Regions from separate parts of the Homo sapiens genome. Here region 2 is linked to region 1. A link is a loop called in an ENCODE intact Hi-C map of the cell type or tissue named here. Cell type or tissue: GM12878. All regions are shown on one strand. Links, peaks and the distances in the headings refer to the core of each region. The heading gives the core; the rest is flanking DNA. Region 1 overlaps LOC105374021 (a long non-coding RNA gene). Region 2 has its middle 750 kb from the start of MIR548AB.

Evidence for each region. Peaks named below come from ENCODE experiments on the same cell type or tissue, not always from the same donor. Only the 100,000 strongest peaks of a DNase experiment are listed, where the experiment ranks them.
Region 2: it touches region 1 in a loop (2.8-fold over the local background); 1 of 110 quality-filtered maps calls a loop at or near these places.

What each region holds. Positions count from the first base shown.
Region 1 is chr3:104,518,915-104,524,295 of GRCh38, forward strand. LOC105374021 (a long non-coding RNA gene) reads right to left here. Exons shown (of 6, transcript XR_007096271.1): 4 at 4,335-4,475; 5 at 3,755-3,881; 6 at 1-1,722. Among named protein-coding and RNA genes, the nearest start is that of ALCAM, 850 kb to the right of the region's middle. RefSeq lists enhancers at 2,871-3,150, 3,647-4,846. In GM12878, for the core only: no CTCF peak of the experiment used is centred there; DNase peaks (open chromatin) are centred at 367, 1,517, 3,237 and 4,462; H3K4me3 peaks cover 4,255 bases; H3K27ac peaks cover 4,931 bases.
Region 2 is chr3:104,274,331-104,279,711 of GRCh38, forward strand. No RefSeq gene overlaps it. Among named protein-coding and RNA genes, the nearest start is that of MIR548AB, 750 kb to the left of the region's middle. In GM12878, for the core only: no CTCF peak of the experiment used is centred there; no DNase peak of the experiment used is centred there.

The DNA of each region.
Region 1 (5,381 bases), core at 175-5,174:
ATTAGAAATTATGGTTTAGGAATCATGCAGTTGGAGGCTGCAAGATTCTAAACATCCCAAATTGTTTCTTGGGATAACATTACTATTGTAAAACCTAAGATCAATGTTTGAGATATTTTGCAGACCCTGCACTTGATGGATCAGCTAGCACTACCCAGATCCAAAAACTGGCTCATCTGGTCTTGTGGCCCCCACACAGGAACAGATTCAGCACAAGAGAACAGCTTCAACTCCCTAGGATTTCACCTCTGACCCAACCAATCAGCAATCCCCACTTTCTGACCCTCTACCCACCGAACTATCTACAAAAACCCTGATCCTCATGTTTCCAGAAAGATTGATTTGAGTAATAATGAAACTCTGGTCTCCTGTACAGCCAGCTCTGTGTAAATGAAACTCTTTCTCTATTGCAATTTCCCTGTCTTGATAAATCGGTTCTGTCTAGGCAAGGTGAACCTATTGGGCGGTTACATACAGATGAACCTAAAAGACAATTCGGAAGCCTGTTTCAAATAACTGTCTGATTGTCAGTTGGGTCTGACTTAGTCATATACCTGAGTCTTTTCTTACCTAAGCATGCAAAGAAATGAAGAAGGTAGAAAGTAAGAATTTGCCTTCTGCCGTAATAACTGGTTGCTGTAACATTGTTAGTTACCTTTAAAATTGTAGCTCTTACCAGTGACTTGTCAGTTATAAAGCAAGCCTTGGTACTCCACCTCCTAAGAGCCAGGAGATTAGGGAGCTTCATATGAAAGATAATAGAGCCTTGGACCTGAGAGGAACTGACTTCTCACTCTTAAGGCTTCGTGAGGAGGAAAAAGAGGGTCAGTGGCACCTTTTCTTCCTTCCTCAAAGAGTATCAAGATGACAAAAGAAATGGGGGCAGAGGTAAAAGGAAGAACAAATCCTAAAGCAGCAAACTGGGGAGTTTTCAAAAAGGTCGATAAAGTTTTATATTATTCTCAGCAGAAATCATGCCAACAAAAAAGGAAGTAGACAGAGGAACGAACATATAATTAAAAGGAGCTTCTGTGGACTAAAAGAAATTCCATAGTAGAAACAGGATCCAAAACAGAAAAAGCAGGGAGGCTTTTAAAAAAATTGTAGCCTGAATATCAGCTTTTAATTAAGTTAATTTTTGACCATAAAGCTCTTAAAAAAGAAATCTTTAAATATCTCATTAGAGGTTTTAGCCAAACAAACAGCAAACACTTCTGTTTCCTGGCTTTTCTTTCCTTGAAATTTGCATTTAAAAAGGAATTATTTCTCAGGTAAGACTGGAGAGAGAATTTACATCTCAAAAGACAAAGAAATAATGGAAGTTTTTAGAAGTTCAGGGTAATTACTAATCAAATTTCTTCTTTTGAATATAAAATTTCCTGTTAGCTCAAATGAGAATGCAGGAAGCAAACAGAAAAAGGAAAAGTTAAAAAAAAAATTATTCTCTGAATATAAACCAAAATCTTAACTAAAGATATATTTAACAAGTGACTCAAGACCAAACTACGTAGCCTCTCTATGGTTGTAACCAAGGACTCCAAAGACGAAACAGAAAGACGAAGTTCTTCCAAGATTCAGACCACTCCCACAGACCAGCCAAAAAATCAAAACTTCACTAGCTGCAAATGAGGTATAACTCACATTTCTGTTTGGCTATATTCTTGGGGCTCCTAAACTTTTGGTTGTCCACCTGTGCATGAAGGCCAGATCATTTCATATGACCTGGATAGATAAAACATCAAAATAAGAGATCAATCAATAAGAAAAAAAACAACAACAAAAACAAAACAAAACAAAACAAAAAAACCAGAAAAATAAGTCATCCACATTAGGGTTTTAGGAGCAGAACATATCCAAGTCACACAGCACCAATGCATGTTCCCGGCAGTAAATCTGTACTGGTCTGCCACAACCTCAATTCTTGCCTCCTCAGAAGAAATAATTCAACCCAGGAGGCATAAGGGGGAAAGAGACAAAGGCAAGATTTAGAGCAAGAGTGAAAGATTATTAAAAAGCTTGAAAGGCCAGGCAAAGTGGCTCACGCCTGTAAATCCCAGCACTTTGGGAGGGCTGATCACTTGAGGATCAGGAGTTGAAGACCAGCCTGGCCAACATGGTGAAACCCTGTCTCTACTGGGTGTGGTGGTGCACACCTGTAATCCCAGCTACTCGGGAGGCTGAGGCAGGAGAATGGCGTGAACCCAGGAGGCGGAGGTTGCAGTGAGCTGAGATCGTGCCTCTGCACTCCAGCCTGGGCGACAGAGCGAGACTCCATCTCAAAAAATAAATAAATAAATAAAATAAAGGGGGTTTAAAGTAGGAATGAAAGGAAGTACACTTGGAAGAGGGCCAACGGGGCAACTTGAGAGATCAAGTGTGCGGTTTGACCTTTTGACTTTGGGTTTTGTAAGTTGAGATGCTTCCAGAATCTTGCATTCATTCCCCCCCGATTCTTCCCCTGGGGTGGGCTGTCTATATGTGCAGTGGCCTGTCAGCACTTGGGAGGGGAGCAGGCACAGTGTGTTTACTAGAGTTGTATGCATGCATACACTTGAGGCGTTCTTCCCTTATCAGTCAAATGTCCCTAGAAAGTCATATACCAGTTAAACTCTGCCATTTTGCTTCTTAATGTGCATGATTGAGCCAACTCCTCCAAATCCTGACATCTTGTCAGGAAGCTATTGATCACCAGTTTCAGGTGTTTCTGTTTATTCGGAGACTGCCTTTCCCTGGCACTGACTGTGAACAATTATTATTTTAGAGAGACAGTTAACAACTGCCTGATCATCACCTGATGGTCACCTGACATTCCTGGTGTGTGTGTCAGGGAGTTGGGGAAGCCCTTTCCTGCTCTCTTCATGTCTGATTAGCTACCTACCGTAACAAGGGGTGGGGATGTAGGGATCATTAATGAATGTCAAGAGTCATACAGATAGTTTCCAAATCTCCAAATGTGTACCTACTTCATCTGTGACTCAAAACTATTATAATAAGCCCTTTTATGGCTTAAAATCAATAAACACAAGAATTTCATTTCAAAAAGGGTACACGCAACTCCTCCCAATATTTAAAGCTCCTCCCAAAGATAGTGAGGGAAGAGAGAGACCTTCTCATATTGTTTTACATTGTTTCATACTCAGTACCTATTTTAAGAAGAAACAAGGAAGTGAAACCAAAGGCAGGCAGCCCGGCACCAGGCACCAGACCCAAAACCAGACCCGAAACCAGGCCTGGGCCTGCCTAGTAGCTAAAAATCAACTCATGCCTTAGCAACCGATGTTATCCATAGATTCCAGACATTGTATGGAAGAACATTGTGAAACTCTCTGCTCTGTTCTGTTTCACTCTGACTACTGGTGCATGAAGCCCCTGTCATGTACCCCCTAGATTGCTCAAATCAGTCACGACCCTTTCATGTGAAATCTTTAGTGTTGTAAGCCCTTAAAAGGGACAGAAATTGTGCACTTGGGGAGCTCGGATTTTAAGATGGTAGCTTGCCGATGCTCCCAGCTGAATAAAGCCCTTCCTTCTACAACTTGGTGTCTGAGGGGTTTTGTCTGCGGCTTGTCCTGCTACAATAGCTCAAGAAAGCAAAGTTGGGCTGGGCACAGTGGCTCATGCCTGTAATCCCAGCATTTTGGGAGGCCGAGGTGGGTGAATCACGAGGTCAGGAGATCGAGACCATCCTGGCCAACATGGTGAAACCCCGTCTCTACTAAAATACAAAAAATTAGCCAGGCACTGTGGCACGCACCTGTAGTCCCAGCTGCTGCTACTCCAGAGCCTGAGGCAGGGGAATCGCTTGAACCTGGGAGGCAGAGGTTGCAGTGAGCCAAGATCACACCACTATACTCCAGCCTGGCGACAGAGTAGGATTCCACCTAAAAAAAAAAAAGAAGAAGAAGAAGAAGAAAGCAAAGACATTAATTGTTAGGCAATGAAGGCTGAGATAACAAAGGCAATTTTTTTTTGAGAACCTACACATTTGGAAAAACAGACATTTCAGATTCCCAGCCTAGTATATGTCTGGCAAATATGCCCTCCTGGGTAGTGAAGACCAGAAAATAAATTTGGGGATTACAAAGCCAAGTTTCTCAAGACACAAAAACAAGATGAAAGGAGAAGCTTATTATGGTTTTTCTCCTTATACCAAACCACACAAAGGACAGAGACAAGAAAAACAAGGACCATTTTTGGATGTTTAAAGATTAATTATCAATAGGTATAAAACAAGTCCACAAGGGACACAAATTTAAAGAACTAACTTTTAAAAATATTTTCTCTCCTTTAAATTTAGAAAGAAGGAAACACGAAAATGGAGTTTCACCACTCACCTGACTAGTCCTAAGGCAGAAACCCAAGGAGGATTACTGGTAAGAAATTTCTTAACTTTTTCTTTCTTTTTGCTGGCGTCTGTCAGTTTCCGTGGTTTCTGGCTGCAGCCTCGGGTGTGGGCAGAGTGATTTGCTATAATCCTGCCAAAGATACCAAAACTGTAGAGAAGTTCAAATTTTCCCCCGAATGTTGAAGTCTGAGTCTGCTGAAATGAATTGACAATAGACAGATTAACAGGAGAAAAGGGATACAGATTTATCAATGTGCACATGGACACGAGAGGTCTATGAATATGAGATTGAAAGAAGAGCCAAATGACAAAGTTTTTATATTTTATAGAAAGAAATTGAGGCTTGGAGCATGGTGACAGGTTATGGGTGAGAGATGGGGAAAAAAGACTTGGTGACAAAGGCTGTCTTTTTATGCAGTTGAAGCCTCGCAGGTAGCAGCCCTCAGAGTAGACAGTAGTCTTTGGTAAAAGTTTCACTGTCAGGACTTTGTAAGTGTTAACGTTTTCATCTCCTTTTCTTGTGAGTTAATTTTTCCAAGATCCAGATAAGAATACCTTAATAAAAAGCCTCTGCATTTGCTATTTACTTTACTAATGAAAGTTTTCTCTACAGATGCAAATCTCCCCCACAAAGGATAGCTTCCAGAGCCATACTTGTGTCTGCAGTCCTTCTGAATAGCCATTTCAAAATATGCCAGAGAATTATATTTCGAGATGGCATATTTTAATTTTATTCTCTCTATATGATTATTAATCACTTTTTATGTTTAAAAAATGAAAAGCAACATAACAAGATTGTAAGTAAATACATTTTAAAATCTTTTGGAATACAAAAACTTATAACTCAACTTTAAAAAAATTAATTTAAATTCATAAAATTTAATCATAACTTAAAGTTATGATTTAAACTTAAAGTTAAGTTTTAAAACTTAAAAATATCTGGCCAGGTGCGGTGGCTTACGCCTGTAATCCCAGCACTTTGGAAGGCCGAGGCAGGCGGATCACCTGAGGTCAGGAGTTTGAGACCAGCTTGTCC
Region 2 (5,381 bases), core at 164-5,163, 240 kb before region 1:
CCTGGACTTGTTAGAAGGTGATATTCTTTACTGAACAGGGACTAAGAACCCTGTGCAGGGACTGTGTAGACAAGATATGAGGTCAGTTCTCTCCAAGAGACTTTTATTGGCTCTGCACATCAAGCTTGATTCCGTAAGTGGAGACCCACCCTTCCATTCAAAGCCTTGGTAAAATAAACAGTTTTTCCAATTGTGTCCTGTTGAGAAAAAATAGATTCTTATTGCACTGATGCAAACTATTATATTGCAATAAGTTAAGAGTACTCACAGATAGTTTCCAAATTCTCCAAGAACCGGGAAGAAAGGAACAAACATGCTCCAGATTTTGTTAACAGTAGTACACCTTACTCAATTATTAAAGACTATAAATAGTTCAAAATGAGTTTCCTTAACTGAAAAATAAAATAAGGATCAGCAGTATTCCAACTAAAAGTAAAAAAGGTTGCATTAACTTTCTGAATGCAGTCCATTTAGTTACCTCTTGTTTTGCTTGACATTCATGAACATTTCAGTTCTTCGTGAGTCTTGTACATTCTTTCTCTATACCAATGTTACAATCTTCAAAGCTATTAAAAACCTGCATTTGAGAACACCTGTTAAAGTTCTATAGCTTGATTATAAACCATCTTTTGAGAAGGAACAAAGCAAGACAATTGTCTGTGAATCACAAAATTTCCATGGTAGTTATAATTAAAATATGACTGACAAAGAAGTTTAGTTATCTCCATGGTTTACAATAACTTTAACCTTAATTATGATTGATAGCATTTACTTAGACATTAGAATATTAGTAATCCCATACAATTTTGAAACATATATTTGTATTATTCACCAATATATAACCTAAAGAAGATTGGACATCATTTTGGCAATCTCATGTGACTAAACATGTCAAATAATCCTGTTTACCACTTCTCTGGATATTTCAGGGGCCCTCTGAACAATCCAGAAAGATAGACATTAGGAAAGACAATTTTGAAACTTGAAGTTTGATTTTGGGAAGCCCATTAAATGTTAGAGGTTTAAAACACTTGGTGTTATGAAATAGAATTGCATATTATCATAAATTATTTACTTTGTAGAAATTATGATTCAAAAAGCAAAAAATCCTTTTATTACCCTTTACTATTGCATGAAAATCCTGTTCAAAGCCAAATTTTATACTTGTATTAGTTTATTAATATTAACCCTCATTCTTAAATAAAATCTCATAGACAATTCCATCTAATCTTAACCAATTTGACCATGAGGTGAAATCTTTACAAGCCCTTAGTAACCCCTTTTGCTAAAGGACAGATTAGTGTATTAAGACAGCCTTGTTGTGCTTTTATTTATGTTCAGTTTATGAAAAGACTATGTAATACCCTTTTGAATTTAGTTAATGGTTACACATTTTTTGCAAGATTAATTTTTACAATCTTTTCACAATTTACTTAAACTTTAAGCTGTACCTTATTAAATTTAAGATAGTCCCTTATAACTGGGCAAAATTTACATTTCCATGCTTTCTTATAATCTTTTACTAAGAAGCACATGTTACTGTTTTTATATGTCTTGCATGTAAAACTGTTTAATGATCTCAAATACATGTTGCACTGTTAACTCTTAGCAACTTTTGCTTTTGGTGAGAAACCTGGTTAGTAAGTGATTTTAATTATGCACCAGCTTAAAGATTAAAGTCACATGAACTAAAAAATGTTTGATTTAAATGCTTATTTTTAAGGCAATTAATTTGAGCTCTTTTATAGACATTACAGATAACACATATATACCAACACAAACACAAACAGACAGAAGATTCAGCACTTGTAAGATTTTTCATTTACTACTTTCTTAATTGGTACTGGCTTCAGGGTGGAGCCTTTGGAGAAATAGGGCCAGGGAGCATGCATTTTAGGGCCTAATAAGCATAGACAGCTGAAGGCAAAGACAGATCCCTAAAAGTAAGGGTGAAAATTTATATTGGATTTTGGATCCCCAAAAGGAGGGAGAAAGTATGGGAGAATACAGTGTAGTGCTTCTGCCATGCATTTCATTACAAGGCAACCCGAAGCCAATCTGCTTATTTTGTTATCAGCCCATCCCCCATGGTAGTCTCATCTCTCAGTGTGGGTTGAGTATGTGTCCATATGTTTCTGGTGACCAAGAGCATGCTTCTCTGATTTATAACCACTCTTAGCCATCCCTTAAAGTGTATTTTCTACCAGTTATTACATATCAAAGTTCTCTCCTAGTGTGAAGTAATTTGATACCCTCAAAACTAAAAACTGTCAGATAATGCAAAACAGAACAGAGCCTTTAATTTTGAGAAAGACCTATCTGCTTTTAATTCCTTGGGTTTCCTGGGGGAAAACAGAGGGCTTTTGTTTTGTTTTGTTTCAAAACTAGGTCTGTGGTGCCTTCTCTGTTTTTTACAAGGAGTCCCAGGTTACCAGAAGTTATCTTAAAGCCTCTCGTCTGTGCATTAAGAGTGAAAAGACAAAAAATGGAGAAAATAATTCAGTCAACTGAGAAGAAAAAAAACTTTGTCCAAAAAAACAGGATCCAAGGAGAGAAAAACATGAAGGTCTTTTAAATACACCTATAACTAGAATATCCACTTTTAGTTAAGCTGAGCACTATTTAAGAAAATCCTTTTAAATCCCCTGTTACTCAACTTTAACCAGGCCAAGTAGTTAAGATATTTGGATTTTGAAATTTACAAAAAGTAACCTCACAAGTGAAACCAACAAACCTTGATTAGGTTATGACTTAACCATGAGTGTGCGAGGTATTTTCAAAGGGGTGATGTGCAGCATTTGAAATCATCACTACAAAATTGTGATGGAGATAGTGAAAGACATCCAACCTAAGCAACTCCATTTTGTTTCCAGCTCCCAAGATGTCCTTGCCTATCCCTGGGCATAGGCTGAACCAACTTTGGGAGGAGCCTGGTTTACAGTTCATAGTCTAAAACAAAGATGATAACAGCCCCTTCTTAAGATATACTTCCTTCTTGCCCAGGGACCAGATCAAGAAACTAGCCACAAGATTAAAAACCATGGCCCAGGAGCCACGCTGATGGAGGCTACAAGACTCTGATCCTCCCTCAACTGCTCTCAAGGTCAGTGCTTAAGATATTTTGTAAGCCCTATGCTTGATGGATTAGCTTGCACCACCCAGATTGATAAATTGGCTTATCTGATTTTGTGGCCCTCATCCAGAAACTAACTTAGCACAATAAGACAGCCAACATTTTAAAATGGTAGAAGCTAAAACAAAGTATTGCCACGTGGTTACAGGTCATGTTCCCAAGGACATGAAACAAGATGGAAGCCTGTGGCCAAGTTCATTATTATCATTTTGTTGGGCTGATTTGAACAGCAGGCGTATGAGGTCCGGGGCTTGCATCCTAACCTAAGATACCCTTTCTTTTGACAAAACCATACAGAAAGACACACAAAGCACACCAGATTGGCTACATCTTAAGACCAACCTCAGAAATCCTTTTTCATTAATTAAAACTTTACAGACAATAAACAATGATCCTCATTATCCCTTTTACTGGTTTGCACAGTGAGTGAGAAGCCAAAAGCCTGACTTTTAAGAAGTTTTTACCCTTTTGCTGGCATGTCAGGCTTTTGGGTTCCCTTCCTCCAGCTCAACTCTAAGCCAAGCATTTTAAGGTTTGGAAAATTAAACTTTCCCAGATTGGAAGAACATTATAAAAGAACCATTTAAACTGTGTAAGAAGGAAAAACACCAAGGACCTCAGTTAAATTGTGGAAACTTTCTAGATACCTATCAGGGTCATCAGAAAATCAGCCTAAGTCTCCTTTTATTTGCCTAAGTTCCTGTAATGAGAAGGGAACTTGAAGGGGCTCCAAAAAAAGGGTGTTCCTTACCTGGTTCCTCAGATTGTTAGAGTTGCTTCTCTAATTTTGGGGAGCCATTCTGTTTGGGCCTGCCCAAAATGATTACTATACAAAGCTGGGTTGATTGATCTTACATTAGCAAAGATTTAGTAAAAATGTCATGCCCTTGTGCAAAAGAAAGTGAGTGTTTTTTTCTTCAAAGTCCTGAGATTAAGAAAGTTCCAGTGTTTCAGAGTGCACTCCAGAGGGGTGCAAGCTGAAGATAATCTGTTACCCATCTAGAAATAGAAGTGAGAGAAATCGTCCCTTTGGTCTCCTTCCCTTCCACATGTGACCCAGGGTGGAGAAGAAAACAGTGATGGTGTCCCCCCGGCCATTTTTCCACCCTGGTTCCTGGGTCTTGGGACCCTGTTAAATGTGCTGCCCATCGTTGTAGGCATGACCCTCCAAGTCATGGAACCAAGAAATTAGACTTCTGGGCATAGTCACACTTACCCAAGTAGCCCTAGTCCTCTGTCTATTATCTCCCTTTGACTTTGTAGACTTGTGTGACCTGTGTGCCTCCCTCTCCCCCCAAAAAAAACAAAAAAAATAAAGGATCTTGGGAAAGACTATATAAAAGGCAAGACTCCTTTAATGGAGGGGATATGCTAGATTGCCTCCCATTATGGCCCATGCCAAAGTGTTTAAACTTAGAAAAATGGTTCCAGTTTACTTCTGGGCTTAAAAATCCCCTTACTAATTAGTAAGGGGAGACAGAATAGGTGCCTTAAAGGGATGCGGGGACCTAATGTTGATTTTCTTGCTGATGGGACAGTATCGGGACTAAAATTTGGCTGTGAAGGACATTTTAATTCTAATAATTGAAAGCAGAGTGTTTCCATTCACAAAAGTAGCATAAAACCTAGTTTTCAGTAGATAAGCGCAAAAACGGAAAATTGTGTATGTGTAATGTACCACAGAGAACCAACAATGTGTCCTATGAGGAGTATTTCTATTTTCATTAGGTGGCCCTGTTGACCTTAAAACACCATGTGTTCTCTAGACAGAGTGACCTTGACATGCCATGTGCTCTCCAGGCCAAGGGCAGAGAGAGACCTGGAAATGTCATGTGCTGTCCAGACCAAGGGCAGAGAGAAACATGGCAATACCATGTATTCTCTAGACTGAGAGAGAGAGAGAGAGAGACAGAGAGAGAGAGAGAGACTGTTGAGGGGGTGAGGGTGGCAGAAATCCTGTTCCTAGAAAATCACAAAGATGCCTTCCCTTGAGCTATATCCTGGGTTACTATGATAATCCCTGATCTTGTCAAATAGGATTACTTCCCTAGGCTATAAAAACTCCCACACATTCAATGCACAGAGAGAGTAAGAGACCGTGGATAGAAAAATAAGGAAAATTTTGTGACAGGATAGCTGAGGATTCTTTAACAACACCCAGAGTGGGCTGTTGGAGGCTGAGTCCAGTCCAGAAACCTCTGAATAACACCAGAGCATGCCCTGGCCAGAAATTCTCATTTGCCTTAGA